Linked DNA regions of Homo sapiens: region 2 is linked to region 1. The links are chromatin loops, found by intact Hi-C in ENCODE. Cell type or tissue: mammary epithelial cell. All regions are shown on one strand. Links, peaks and the distances in the headings refer to the core of each region. The heading gives the core; the rest is flanking DNA.

What was found. Peaks named below come from ENCODE experiments on the same cell type or tissue, not always from the same donor. Only the 100,000 strongest peaks of a DNase experiment are listed, where the experiment ranks them.
Region 2: a loop joins it to region 1, with 9 times the contacts of the local background. A loop is called at or near these places in 14 of 110 quality-filtered maps.

The regions. Positions count from the first base shown.
Region 1 is chr9:97,707,996-97,715,834 of GRCh38, forward strand. It overlaps PTCSC2 (papillary thyroid carcinoma susceptibility candidate 2), which reads right to left. Exons shown (of 11, transcript NR_147055.1): 9 at 5,700-5,812; 10 at 925-1,016. Among named protein-coding and RNA genes, the nearest start is that of XPA, 15 kb to the left of the region's middle. In mammary epithelial cell, for the core only: a CTCF peak has its summit at 2,803 (motif pointing right); a DNase peak (open chromatin) is centred at 2,836.
Region 2 is chr9:97,950,626-97,958,464 of GRCh38, forward strand. No RefSeq gene overlaps it. Among named protein-coding and RNA genes, the nearest start is that of HEMGN, 16 kb to the left of the region's middle. In mammary epithelial cell, for the core only: a CTCF peak has its summit at 4,107 (motif pointing right); no DNase peak of the experiment used is centred there.

The DNA of each region.
Region 1 (7,839 bases), core at 1,783-4,282:
CCATTCTTGGAGGAATGGAGCAATGAGTGAAATATAAATTCCTCACTTCAGTTAAAAAATTCTGTAAGGGTGTGATATGGTTTGGCTGTGTCCCCATCCAAATCTCATCTTGAACTGTAGTTCCCATAATCCCCAGGCATCATGGGAGGAACCAGTGGGAGGTAATTGAATCATGGGGACAGGTTTTACCTGGCTGTTCTTGTGCTAGTGCATACGTCTCATGAGATCCGATGGTTTTATAAAGGGCAGTTCCCCTACACATGCTCTCTTGCCTACCGCCATGTAAGAGGTGCCAATGCTCCTCTTTCACCTTCTGTCATGACTGTGAGGCCTCCCAGCCATGTGAAACTGTGAGTCCATTGAACCTCTTTAATTTTTATAAATTACCCAGGCTCAGGTATTTCTTTATAGCAATATGAGAATGGAGTAATACAGGGTATATGAGGAAAGGGTCTCTTTCTGCATGTGTGGGAAGCGGCCTTAGATGACCTCAGGACAATGTTCAACCTTCAGTGTCTATGATTTTCATGTTAGGTAGGGGTAGATCACTATTGAGAAGGGCTCATAAAATAATCTGATGGCCTTGGTGTCCTACAAGCTAAGTGGAAACCAACAGTGTGACATGGCTTCTGAAAAGAGATGGTGTGACCTGAGGTGACAAGAACAAAAGCAGGGCCTGAACTGAGGGAGGTGTTTGTCCCGCTGTTTGGGGCTGCTTAAACCACATCTGGAGCTTGTGTTCAGATCTAGACACCACCAGGGAATCAGAGAGCCATCTATGTGGCCAGGACGGGGAGGGAAGAGTTAAGAAACCCTATCACAGGAAGAAAGTGCAGATTCATGACCAGGCACTGCATCTCCAAAGGGCTCCTCTAGGGCAGAGGGCATAGATATGGTCTGCCAGGACTTTATGCTCTCACTTACCTGGACATTCACAGTGGTCTGCCTGGGCAGGATTTCTTCTCCCTTCAGACCATGAGACCCAGGACTGCTCCACGTCCCCCATCTCTCAGAAGCTAAAGACGGAAGCAGCAACAGGGTGAGAATCTGACCTGAGGTCCACACTGCAGAGATAAGAAGGTGCCAAAGACTCTACTGGCTAGCAAACTCAGGATGCTGTGGAGTCCAAGCTGGTAATAAAAGCAAGTCAGGTGTTTGCCTTTAAAATGTATAGAAATGTCTTTATTTACACAAACAAATACATTGTACTCAATTTTTCTTTTTCCTCCTGTTAAAATTTCTCTTTTCCTTTGAAAAAAACTTCAGGCCAGGCACGGTGACTCATGCCTGTAATTCCAGCATTTTGGGACGCTGAGGTGGTAGGATCCCTTGAGCCCAGGAGTTCAAGACCAGCCTGGGCAACACAGGGAGACCCTGCCTCTGGAAAAAAATAGTGTAAAAATTAGCCAGGTGTGGTGGTGTGTGCCTGTAGTCCCAGCTACTCTTATTTGTTTTTACAATAAGAAAAACAACAGCACATGTGTGAGGCGAAGTAACCTCTGCTGGTCATCCTCAGTGCTGGGGGACAACGCAGAGGGGAGGGGCAGCAGTGACCGGCTGCAGCAGGCCCAGTGAGGCCGTCTCCCACTTTGTTAAAGAGGAGTTAGAAATCTGGATTTTAATGTGAAATCTTCCAGTTTCTAAATGTTTACACCAATGTTTAAAAACACACACAGGCGGCCAGGTGCGGTGGCTCACGCCTGTAATCCCAGCACTTTGGGAGGCCAAGGCAGGCAGATCACGAGGTCAGGAGTTGGAGACCATCCTGGCCAGCATGGTGAAACCTCATCTCTACTAAAAATACAAAAATTAGCTGCTGTGGTGGCACGCACCTGTAATCCCAACTACTTGGGAGGCTGAGGCAGGAGAATCGCTTGAACCAGGGAAGCGGAGGTTGCAGTGAGCCGAGATTGCGCCACTGCACTCGAGCCTGGCAACAGAGTGAGCCTCCGTCTCAAAAAAACAAAACAAAACACACATAGGCTCTAAATCCCCTTTCAACAACTCCACTGAAGTCTTCTCAACTTGCTTACATATCCCTGGGATGTGGAGTTCACCCCCACGGTAGAAGCCTTCTCTATCTGTGGACTGCTCTGATCCATAGAAATGGATTCCTCAAATTAAATTGGGATCAATCTCTTTATAGTACAACTGCAAAACCACCCCTGACCTGCACAGCCTCTGCCATTAGTCCTCACGCCAGTGTCTAGACCACTCCATTCATTCATTCATTCACTCACACATTTACTCCTAGGGCTCGGTTGCACAGCATCATTGAATCAAGTGGATTAAATGTGTTTTCTGCATCTCTGAGTCCCTTGGAACCTCCTAACCACATACGCCTGGGTACAGAGAAAGGCCCAGAGACACCCTAGGTCCCCTCCTAGCGCCCCTTCTGGAGGAAGGCTACCACAGGGAAGAAGTTTCCTTGGGCACTTTGTATGTCACTTTCCTTCTGGGAAGCAGCCTGGCACGGTGAACAGCAAGCATGGGGTTTACTGGACTTGTGGCCCTGAGCAAGCCACTGATGTCCCAGCCTAGGCCTGCCCACATGTTCAGTAGAAGTGCTGACACAGAGGAGCGGAAGAAACAGGGCTGGGTTTGAATCCAGGCTCAATCAACTTGAGCGGATTATTTAATATGTATGAGCCTCAATTTCATCCTCTATAAAGTTGGGATAAAACTGCCTACTCTCCAGGCCTGTTCTTTGCATTCAAAATTAGAAATAAATTTGCACGTTGAATGTCCTGCTCAGCAGATGCCCAGGAAGAGGGGCAGTGATTGTCATTGTTACTGATAGCCAGTAGAGGGCACCAAACCATTCTTTAATGAAAGCGGCCTCGGTTGTCCTGGCCACAAATGCAAGAAAGCCTTTACACCCCAGGCTGCAGGAGGTTCCCTAAGTATGTAGGTTATTCATACACACGCTCCTTTTTTATTGGAAAGTTAGAAATTGCACTACATTGTACCTTGGGGGTGAAGGTGACATTAACAAAAGCAGTTTGGAGTAGTGGAAAGGATACTCCAAAGGGGAAGGCTTGCAGGATGTGGGTTCTTGCCCTTGCCCTAGCCCTTGTGCTGTGTGACCCAGACACAGCCTGTGTCTGGACCCCCTCTTGTAGCCTGAGAGGGTCGGACCAGGAGATCTCTAAGGGACACTCCAGCTGTCTATGATTAAGATTCTGGGACAAATAAATGTCATGAGGCAGCAGGTGGGGGGACTGGGTGGGGGGACATGGAGTAAATGACCTCTGGATGCCCTCACTGGGGCTGGGACTTGATGATTTGTACACAGTCAAGGGAAGCCACATACAGGCTAATCTTGGCCTCACAAAGGAGTGTGGTTAGAGTTGTTGGGTGGTGGCGATGTTTTCCTGCAAGCGCACACGATGTTTATCGTCTTCGTACAGGTTGATGCTGAAGCCACGAAGACCACCCAGCCTGACAAAGAAAGGAATTCTTGTCTGCGGTTGACAGCCCTCAGGTTGACGGCTTTCCATTTGCCCCCCGAGGCTGTCACTCGCAGAACAATGGCAACAAGCAGGGTGGCTCTCACCTGAGACTGGCGCTGCCGCCAGAGGAGGGGGCAGGCCAGAATGGAATGGGGAGGTGTTGTTTCTCCTCCCAGGATAGGAAGGTTATAGGATCACTCCTGCCTACAGCGGACATGCTTGGAGAGTCTGTGGAGGATTATTTTCGTGTGGATGGTGTCTCATCCCATAGATCAGAAAGCGGGAAGTAGTTAAGATGTTACTCTTCATTTAAAAAAATTATAATGAACTACGGATACACATAAAAACATAAATAAATCTCAAAAGCATTATATTGAGCAAAATAGGCCATATATAAAAAGAGTACGAACTGTACAATTTCTATTTCTTCAAAGGACGCAAAACTAAGCTACAGTGATAGAAACTGGGTCAATGGTTGCCTCCTTAGGCAAGGGGAGGGTTGACTACAAAGGCTGAGAAGGAACTTTCTAGGGGATGAAAACATTCTAGGTTTCGACTGAGCGATGACATGGATATATACACATTTGTAACTCATTGAACAATGCACTTAAAAATCAGTGTATTTTACCGTTTGCAAATTATACCTCAGTAACACTGATAAAAACTGCACTACAAAAAAAGTTATAATGACTTTTCTCATTCTCAAAAGAAATACATGTTCGTACTAGAAGACTGAAAAAATCAGATTTAAAAAAAAAAAAATTAGCCAGGCACGATGGCTCATGCCTGTGATCCCAGCACTTTGGGAGGCTGTGGGGGTAGAATTTCCTGAGTCTTGGAGTTTGAGACCAGCCTGGGCAACATGGCGAGACCCCCAACCCATCTCTACAAAAAATTTAAAAATCAGTCAGGTGCAGTGGTGTACACCTGTAGTCCCAGCTACTCATGAGGTTAAGGTGGGAAGATTGCTTGAGCCCAGGAGTTCCAGGCTGCAGTGAGCTGTGATCACACCACTGCACTCCAGCCTGGGTGACAGAGCTAGACCCTGTCTTAAAAATAAACAAATAAATAAAAATAAAATAAAATAATCCATAATTCCATTACCCAGAGGTAAACATAGTTATCATTTTATATTGATAGTGCCAGTCCTTTATTTTCAGAAAAATGAGATTATACAGTTTTATAGTCTGATTTATTTATGCATTGAATTGGCAATACATATACACAGTTAAATCTTCAGAAGGTACAAAACAGCATAAAGCAAACTTGTCCATCCCACAGCCATGGGCCACATATGGCCCAGGATAGCTTTGAATGCGGCCCAGCACATATTCGTAAACTTTCTTTAAACATTATGAAAATTTTTTGCAATTTTTTAAAGCTCATCAGCTATCATTAGTGTTAATGTATTTTATGTGTGGCCCAAGACGATTCTTATTCTTCCAGTGTGGCCCAGGGAAGCCAAAAGATTGGACACCCTTGACATGAAGTAAAAAATAAATCTCTCTCCCATTCTCACTCTCCAGAAGCAACCACTTCTATCAATTGCTCATATATCCTCCTAAAGATATGTCATGTACTGAAAAGCACATATGTATGATGATCTTGAAGGGAATAAGTGAAAGCACACTATACACAAACCTGTATTTTTTAATATAACATGACAACACAAATATCTTTCAATGTCATGAAAATGTTTCTATGTCATTTTTAAGCAGACTTTTGATTAAAGTAGAACATAAAAGCAGAAACATGCAAAAAATCATAGGGGTAAATCTCACAGAAACATGCAAACAATCATAGGTATAAATCTTCGCATATTGACTCTGCTTTTATATTCACCACCAAGATAAAATACGAGACCATTACCTGCATCCCCCAAAATCTTTTGGACCCTCTCCAAGTTACTGTCACCTCTTACCCCAAAAGCAACATAATTCTGACTTCTGATTTCTAAAAATGGTCTTGTCTGGCTTTTGAACTATATGGTAGATTATACAGTATTTATTTTTGTCTATATTTTTTCACTCAACAGTATATGAATGAGATTCATGTTGTTGCATATAGCTATAGTTCATTCACTCATTGACATATATAGTATTCTTTTGTATAAATATATCACAATTTACTTATCCATTCTACTGTTGATGGACATGGGGGTTGTTTCCAGGTTTCAGCTATTTCAGCTGCTATGAACATTCTTTAGATGTCTTTTGGTGAACATAGGTATACACTTTTGTTACCTACCTGCTCAGGAGTGCAATTTCTAGACCATAATGTTCAGCTTTAGTGGAAAATGCTGATAGTCTCCAAAGTGGTTGCAGCAGTGTATGAAAGTTCCAGTTGCTCTACATCTTTACCTAAAACATCAATTTTAATATCAACACAGCATTTCATTATATGGATACACCATACTTCATTTTATCAGATTCCTATAGATCAGGGATTCTTTGCCATAGACCTCTGGCACTCTGATAAAGCCTGAGGACTCTGTCTCAGAATGCGACATAGTAAAACGTGGGCATTATCATTAACACACTAAATCACACCATCCAGTAGCAGGTCTAATAACCAAGCAATTTCAAAATTTCAAAATGAGCATCAACATAAAAATATGTTTATTGGCCTTTGTGCTGCTTCTCCCACACAAAATCATTTTCTTTGTTTCTACATTTATTGGCAAAAGTCAATGCATATTCTTGACTTTTGCCAACTTTTAATGGCCCATATATATTTAAATTTGTATGTAAGCACTCTTCCTGTGTTATGGATATGAACCATCTCTGTGAAATGTTACAATTGTTTTCATTTGTCATTAGCTTTGCCATTTTGTGGTCTTTAGAAAGAATTGATGCCCTGTGTTCAGTGCGATGACAAAGATTGGCTAAATAAGTGATAAAGGGAATAGTGAAGGTTGTTTTATCCTTACAGCAGTCCTGGAGGTTAGACAGGTCCTAGGGCTCATTATCCCCATTTTACAGAGGAAAAGCAGAGCCCCAAGAGGGTAAATGCTGAAATCATAAGGCTAGGACGTGTTAGAGTTGCATCTCAACAGTCCTTAACTCCTGACTCAAAGCCTTGAAAAACCCCTGCTCACCAGGGAAAGGAAGTCAAAGGTCCAGGGTGTGTACACAGACAGCCCTTGAAAGGAATGTGGGGTTTTGTGGTTTGGGTTTTTCCTCCCCTTTCTAAGCACGCTTCGCATGCCAGCAAAGGGTGTGCATTTGTGTATTGGGGGGCAGGAGGGAGGTGCAGGGTTGCATGTCATTCCTCAGCCTTTTCATAAAGGAGGTCAAAGCATGGAGCTTGTGATGAAGCTCAAAAGTCCCTTCAGGCTTCTGGTGGTGTGCACCTGTAGAACTCCTGCCAGGAATGACTTGAATGAGACTCACCCCAACAATGAGAACTAGGCTTTGGGTCCATGTAATATGACTCATTAAATGGTTTATTGTGACCCATACATGAGCTTCAAATTTATAAAATACCCCCTTTGTTATTTATTTATTTATTTTGAGATGGAGTTCCACTCTTTTTGCCCAGGCTGGAGTGCAATGGCACGATCTCAGCTCACTGCAACCTCTGTCTCCAGGGTTCAGATGATTCTCCTGCCTCAGCTTCCCAAGTAGCTGGGATTATAGGTGCCTGGCTAATTTTTTTGTATTTTTAGTAGAGACAGGGTTTTACCATGTTGGCCAGGCTGGTCTTGAACTCCTCACCTCAGGTGATCCTCCCGCCTCGGCCTCCCAAAGAGCTGGGATTACAGGCATGAGCCACTGCACTCAGCAAAATACCCCCTTTGTGACAACAGAGATAGACAAACTCTGCTTCATGGCCTCAAAACTAAAATTGAAAAGATTTTTTAAAGGCTTTACATGCCTATGACACTGCATATCCCAATGAGAAGTCTTCTTTGTGGAAGATCTCTATTTCATTTTATTTTATTTCATTTCATTTTTGAGGCAAGGTCTTGGTCTGTCACCCAGGCTGGAGTCCAGTGGGGGTGATCTTAGCTCACTGCATCCTCAGACTCCTAGGCTCAAGTGATCCTCCCACCTCGGCCTCCCAAGTAGCTGGGACTACAGGCCTGCATGAGCCACCACATCCAGCTAATTTTCTTGATATTTTGTAGAGATAGGGTCTCTCTATGTTTCCCAGGTGGGTCTCGAACTCCTGGGCTCAAGCAATCCTCCCACTTTGGCCTCCCAAATTGCTTGGAGTGTGAGCCACCATGCCCAGCCTAAGATTTTTTAAAATGACTTTCTGGGCAAATGTTATGGGCACATGCTATATATTGTGCACTCCTTTTGGAGATTCACAGTGAAAATTAATATATTTGAGGCTCCAAAAGCCATGCAAAGATAAGCCTGTTGAATATCTGGATGTAGGG
Region 2 (7,839 bases), core at 2,851-5,350, 240 kb after region 1:
GTCTGTTGGAGTTTGCTGGAGGTCCACTCCAGACCATTTGCCTGGGTATCACCAGCAGGGAGGCTGAAGAACAGCAAATATTGCAGAACAGCAAATATTGCTGCCTGATCCTTCCTCTGGAAGCTTTGTCCCAGAGGGGCACCCGCCTGTATGAGGTGTCAGTCGGCCCCTACTGGGAGGTTTTTCCCAGTTAGGCTACACAGGGGTCAAGAACCCACTTGAGGGGGCAGTCTGTCCATTCTCAGAGCTCAAACACCATGCTGGGAGAACCACTGCTCTCTTCAGAGCTGTCAGACAGGGACATTTAGTCTACAGAGGTTTCTGCTGCCTTTTGTTCAGCTATGCCCTGCCCCCAGAGGTGGAGTCTATAGAGGCAGCAAGCCTTGCAGCAGTGAACTGGTGGGCTCCGCCCAGTTCAAGCTTCCTGGATGCTTTATTTACCTACTCAAGCCTCAGCAATGGCGGATGCCCCTCCCCATGCCGGGCTGCTGCCTCGCAGGTTGATCTCAGACTGCTGCACTAGCAGTGAGCAAGGCCCCATGGGTGTGGGACCTGCCGAGCCAGGCACAGGATATAATCTCCTGATGTGCTGTTTGCTAAGACTGTTGGAAAAGTGCAGTATTTGAGCAGGAGTGTACTGTTTTTCAGGTACAGTCTGTCACGGCTTCCCTTGGCTAGGAAAGGGAAATCCCCTAGTCCCTTGCACTTCCCAGGTGAGGCGACACCCATCCCTGCTTTGGCTTGCCCTCCGTGGGCTGCACCCACTGTCCAACCAGTCCCAGTGAGATGAACCAGGTACCTCAGTTGGAAATGCCGAAATCACCCATCTTCTGCATCAATCACACTGGGAGCTGCAGACCAGAGCTGTTCTTATTAGGCCATCTTGGAATGGACCTCTAATATTTTTTATTTTATTGCTTATGTGTACACATCTTTTCTATTATATTCACTCAGCAAACATTTATTAAGCATTTATTTCTTACTAACCCCTTTGCTAAGAATTGGAGACAGAGAGAGAAATCAAATGAGAGTCTTTTCCTTCAAGGAACTCACAGCCTAATTGAGGGTGGTAGACAGCAAGTAAACCTGGATTTAGAATATAATACAGTGTGATAATGTTCTTTCTTTATTTACTTATTTAAGAGACAAGGTCTTGCTCTATCACACAGGCTGAAGTGCAGTGGTGCAATCATAGCTCACTGCAGCCTCTAACTTCTGGGCTCAAACGATCCTCCCGCCCCAGCATCCTGAACAGCTAGGACTACAGGCACATGCCACCATGCCCAGCTAATTTTTAAAACATTTTTTTGTAGAGATAGCATCTCACTATGTTGCCCAGGCTGGTCTCAAACTCCTGGCCTCAAGCCATCCTCTTGCCTCAGTTTTCCAAAATGTTGGGATTACAGGTGTGAGCCACTGCACTCAGCCCAGTGTGATAATTTTAATATCAATATTTCTAAATGTTCTGAGCATAGAGATGGGGTGCTTAATGCTGCTACCATGGGATTGGAAAGACAAGGCTATTACATTGTTCATCCTATGGGTATAATTGTCTTTATTCATACTGCCTTGGAAAGACCCTGCCATCAGTCAATCAGTTGGGAAATGAAGAGGCATTATATGTATATAATAGTGTTACATTCACTTTTATTTATTTCACAGAAATAATAATAGCCAATATTTAAAGTACTTGCTTATCACATCTCAAGCACTGCTCTAAGCACTTTACGTATAGTAACTCATTAGTCTTTACAACAGTCTTTAAGGTAGGTGCTATTGATACCTCTATTTTATAGAAGAAGCAACTGAAGCACAGGCTTTAAATCTGTGCTCTAAGACACTCTCCTAGTAAGTAGCAAAGGTAGGTGGCTTGAATCTAGAGGCCATATGCTTAACCACCTTCCTCTCCTATCTCTCAATTCTACTTCCTTAGTATTTAATAAAATAAGGTAGCAATATATTTTCTTTTGTAATTCTTTCCCTCTCCTTTCTCCCCTTTCTCCCCCTCCTTCACACTCCCTCTGTTTCCATAATGATTTGTTGACTACCTATTCTATGCAGGGTGTTGGGGACGCAAAGGCAAATATAACAACAACAACAGCAAAAGACATACTTAGAAAATTAAGGGAACACTGAGGAGAGAGATGTCTAAACAGGATGGAGAGAGGAGGTCAAAGAAGCCCTCCTGGAAGAGATGATCTTGAGCTTAGTTTTGAAGGGTGAATAGGAATCAACTACTAGGATACAGCAAGGCTTAGGGGAAAAAACACAGGCTCTGGAATCAGATCCAAGTTCATTCAAATCAAGTTGTGTGTGACCTTGGGCAAGTTACTTAAAATCTTCCAGGCTCAACTCTCTGCGTATGTAGAATAGGCATTATAATACCTACCTTTTGGCCAGGTGCAGTGGCTCACGCCTGTAATCCCAGCACTTTGAGAGGCCGAGGTGGGCCGATCACCTGAGGTCAAGAGTTCAAGACCAGCCTGACCAACATAGTGAAACCCTGTCTCTACCAAAAATACAAAAATTAGCTGAGCATGGTGGTGCATGCCTGTAGTACCAGCTACTTGGGAGGTTGAGGTGGGAGAATCAGTTGAACTCAGGAGGTGGAGATTGCAGTGAGCCAAGATCGTGCCACTGCACTCCAGCCTGGGTGACAGAGCGAGACCTTGTCTCAAAATAATAATAATAATATCTACCTTTTAAGGCTGTTGTGAGAATAAGAATGATGACTTACGGAAAGCATCCTGCACAGTGCCTGCCACAAAGCAGACCGTATGTGCTGGCTGTTATCATGATTGTTTATAATCTCATTAATAAAAAGTGAAATAGAACCACCAAATAATAAAGCTAAGCAGAGCATTAAGAGTTATTATGTAGATAAGGAAATGGAGACCCAGAGAGAAGCCAGTGTCACACAGGCTGAGTGGCAGTTGGAACTGGAATCCAGATCTTCTGACAGTCTACTTTTTTCTTCGCCTATCTGACATTCCAAACTCCTTTGTTTACAAGTCAATCCACCTCATCCCCCAGGATAACAAAGAAGTTCTCAAACTTTCCAATTGTTTGTACTCTACCTTTGTGATTTTTACCATGTTCTTGTATTGACGTGCTTTTATGCTATTATTTACTTAGTTTTTTTTTTTTTTTCAAATAAACTCATTTTTACTAAAAGTACTTTAAATTAAACTTTAGCTGGGGCAACAGAGAAACCTCATCTCTACCAAAAAAAATTTTTTTTTAAATTAGCCAAGCATGATGGTGTGTACCTGTGTTCCCAGCTACTTGGGAGGCTAAGGTGGGAAGATTGCTTGAGCCCAGGAGTTCAAGGCTGCAGTGAGCCATGATCACACTACTGTACTCCAGCCTAGGTAGCAGAATAAGACCCTCTCTCAAAAATAAATAAATAAATAAATAAGCAAATACAGTGAAAATTTCATATCATTATCGTAAATGGAAAACCAAAAATATCACCTGTGAAATCATAGGTTTGTGGTATAATATAGTTCTTCAAAGACATCTTAAAATAAATACTGAAATATTAAAATAAAAGGCGTTTCATCAAAAATTATCTGCGCTGCCCTGAGTGGCATGCATACTACTTCTTAGGAAATGCTGGCCTATAGAGTGAATTATTTTCCTTTCACAGAAATTCTAGATCATGTACAAATCTATCCTAAAACAAAACTGCCCTTTTCAGTGGCTGGTTTATATTCAGAAGGCACAGAACATAAGACCCAACTCACTCCCTGGCCTGCCACCGACCCACTGTTATTCGTATCAGCTATCACTGGTCCTTAGTTGAATACTAGTCTCACCTCTTTTAGCTAACTTCTCTACTCCTTGGAGTTTTAGATCCCTGGCATAAAACATGTACTAGAACCTAATATGATAAAGTGCATTTGTTTGGAAACTTCAGCACCCTGTTTCTAGCAGATTCTATCACATGGACTTGGGGTTTAGAGTTGGGATAACCTAGATCAGTTCCTGCCCAAAAGGGACCACTGCTTCCAAATGCAACCTTCCAAATGGTTCCATTCCAGGTGGCTGCCAGTGGGCCTGTGAACCAATTGAGGTACAGGTGCTTCTGGCTAGAACTGCTGCCACTAGGTGGACATAAATGGCAATTGCACCATTCTGACCTGTCAACTAGGTCATGAGCCCTGGCTCCAGCACTTTCCCTTAGAGGCAGTTGGCCTTTCTCTGTTAATTCTCTGACACCCTCTGTTCCCCCTTCCTCCAAGTCCTCCTCTGGGTAAGTTAGCACTGGGGATGTTTGCATACCTAGCACTTAGCTAACTGATATTCTGTCACAACCTGCTCAACAAATGTTAGGCTTTTTTGTATTTTGTTAGAATTTAGTGACACTTAGGTTATATTTTTAGCCAGGTTGGAGAGGGAAAAGGAGGAGTTACTTTAGCATGCAGGAAATGTATTGCCAGGTCTTTCTTGCCTGGCATTCTCCTAAGCATCTGTGAATACCTTTAACACACAGCGTTCAGGATCTGATCTGATCTGATTTTATCAGCTTGTATCCTGGGCAAAGCCAACAAGAGGATGAAGAACATTTTGTGCTTCTTCATGTTCTGTATCATTACCCTTTATTGTTAGTGCTCTCATCTCTTTCTAAAGAGGCCAGCCTTGCTCAACCATGGTAGACACCTGTGTGGGAGTCACATAGCAAAGTCTGATGCACCACTGGAAGTAAAGAAGGTCTGGTCTAGAACTTTGTAATGAGGGTCCCCCCACCATCAGCAAGAAGTACATCTTATTCATATGTTTAAATATCAGAATGTTCTTGTGATCAAGAGAAAAATTAAAACAAACTCAGACAGAATCTCCATCCTCAAAGACTGCTAGGAACATCAAGAATTACCCACAGTTCTTGTTTTTTGTATTTTTTTTTTGTTTTATTTTGTTTTGTTTTAAACAGAGTCTCGTTCTGCCACCCAGGATGAAGTGCAGTGGCGAGATCTCTTGGCTCACTGCAACCTCCACCTCCTGGGCACAAGCAATTCTCTCGCCTCAGCCTCCTGAGTAGCTGGGATTACAGGCGCAAGCCATCACACCTAGCTAATTTTTGTATTTTTAGTGGAGACGGTTTTGCCATGTTGGCCAGGCTGGTCTCGAACTCCTGACCTCAGGTGATCCGCCCGCCTTGGCCTCCCAAAGTGCTGGGATTACAGGTGTGAGCCACCACGCCTGGCTTAAGAATTAAGCCAGGTTCACGCCTATAATCCCAGCACTTTGGGAGGCCAAGGCGGGCGGATCACAAGGTCAGGAGTTCAAGACCAGCCTGACCAATATGGTGAAACCCCGTCTCTACTAAAAATCCAAAAAAAAAAAAAAAAAAAAATTAGCCAGGCATGGTGGCGGGTCCCTGTTATCCTAGCTACTCAGGAGGCTGAGGCAGGAGAACCGCTTGAACCTGGGAGGCAGAGGTTGCAGTGAGCCAAGATCGTGCCACTGCACACCAGCCTGGGTGACAGAGCAAGACTCCGTCTCAAAAAAAAAAAAAAAAAAAAATTACCCATAGTTCTATCTGAAGGGCCTGGGACTTCCTGATGAAAACAAAAATAGGATATCACTTTTATAGCAGCCTATTAGACAACAAAAATAGAATATCATTAAAATTGGAGACTGCATTTCACGTCTGTGTCAGAAACACTAACTAATAGGAGCAATTGTCACCCTGAAAAGTATGTGGTGCAGTGGTTAGAACCTGGACTGCAAACAGAAGAAAGTGGGGTATCTATTTCCATCAAGCTGCTATTAACTCTGATTTTGCCCAGTTCAAGTAGATGTACAATACTTTGTTCTTATGCAGGGAGGCTGGGGAGAATCCTGTCAGGCAGAGCTTAAACAACCTCTCCATCCAACCAAGGCAGATTGTCCTTCCTAGAAAATCATCCACCTACACTGACCTATCAAAAACTCCCTTAGCACACCCACTACCAAATATGGCACCCAAATGAATTTAGTCATCTCTCAGAAGAAATGAATCAAGTGAACCTTCACTAATCCAGTCAATTTAATTCCCCCTTAATGGGAATTAAATTAAGAACTGAATAATGCATGATGACATTTCTGCTTTCTAGTCTTATATAGAAATTATTCCTCTAGCTTTAAATCATGGTTATCTCTGATAGAGGAAATGAACAATTGATCAAGTAATAGGAGTGCCATGTTGTAGGAAGTGAAGGAGTAGAAAAACTAGAGTGAGAAGTAGGTGATAGAATAAGTAAATAATGAGCTTGAGACTCTTTGATAAGCCAGACAGGGATGCTGGGCTGGGCAGGAGAGCTATTTGTTTTGGAAATTACTTAGCTGATCATTTCAGGAGTTACATGAACCTGGGACACAGTAAACACTAAATTTCATAGAATGTCCTGCCTGGAAGAAATCTGTAATTTCATTTAGCCAAACTTCCCAAGAGATGCCTGAAAGCCTTCTATAGACTCAATTTGCTAGAAAATGTTTCTGATTTTAAGCATTCTATTAACACGAAACCCCAGCAAATATTTAAAAAATAACTCCCATGTGTTGCAGTTCTGATTATTACTTCATAGCCGTAAGAATGGGACTTCACCTTTATGATCCTTTGCTTACAATGTATGTGACCTTGGGCCAGTCATTTCACCTCTCTGGACATTAGTTTCTTTATGTATAAATAACAACTCCAGCCCTGCCTTGCCTGCCTGCCACTCAGGGTAAATAATGGGCTAAAGAAGGTAATATTCAACCTGAGCAATATCATGAGATCCTGTCTCTACAAAAAAAAAAAAAAAAGAAAAAAAAAGCCAGGGCTGGTGGTGCCGGCCTCTAATCTCAGCTACTCAGGAGGCTGAGGTGGGAGGATCCCTTGAGCCTGGGAGGTTGAGGCTGCAGTGAGCCGTGATCACACCATTGCACTCCAGCCTGGATGACAAAGTGAGACCCTGTCTCAAAAAAGAAAAAAGATCATATTAGTGGAAGTCTCTTGGTAACCATTAAGGTATGGTGGACATTTTAAAATACTGTATAAGGCCGGGTGTGGTGGCACATGCCTGTAATCTCAGCACTTTGGGAGGCTGAGGTGGGTGGATCACTTGAGTTCAGGAGTCAAGACCAGCCTGGGCAACATGGCAAAACCCCATCTCTCCAAAGAAAAATAAAATAAAAAATAAGCCGAGCATGGTGGCCCGTGCCTGTGACACCAGCTGCTCAGGGGGTTGAGGCCGGAGGATCGCTTGAGCCCTGGAGGCGGACGTTGCAGTAGCGGAGATCACGCCACTGCACTCCAGTTAGGAAGACGGAAGTGAAACCCTGTCTCAAAAAATAAATAAAATTAAAATTAAGGCCGGGCACGGTGGCTCACGCCTGTAATTCCAGCACCTTGGGAGGCCAAGGCGGGCGGATCACGAGGTCAGGAGAGCGAGACCATCCTGGCTAACACGGTGAAACCCCGTCTCTACTAAAAATACAAAAAATAAGCCGGGCGCGGTGGTGGGCGCCTGTAGTCCCAGCTACTCGGGAGGCTGAGGCAGGAGAATGGCGTGAACCCGGGATACGGAGCTTGCAGTGAGCCAAGATAGCGCCACCGCAGTCCGGCCTGGGTGAAAGAGTGAGACTCCGTCTCAAAACAAAACAAAAAAAATTAAATACTGTATAAAAGTGTTACTCTTAGCTCCTACATTCCATAACCAGGGACATCCCATGTGCTATGTAAGAGTAGCAATGGTTCATGCCTCTCTTTGTTTTTTTGAGACAGGGTCTCATTCTATTGCCCAGGCTGGAGCAGTGACGATCATAGCTCATTATAGCCCCAAACTCCTGGGCTCAAGTGATCCTCCCACCTCA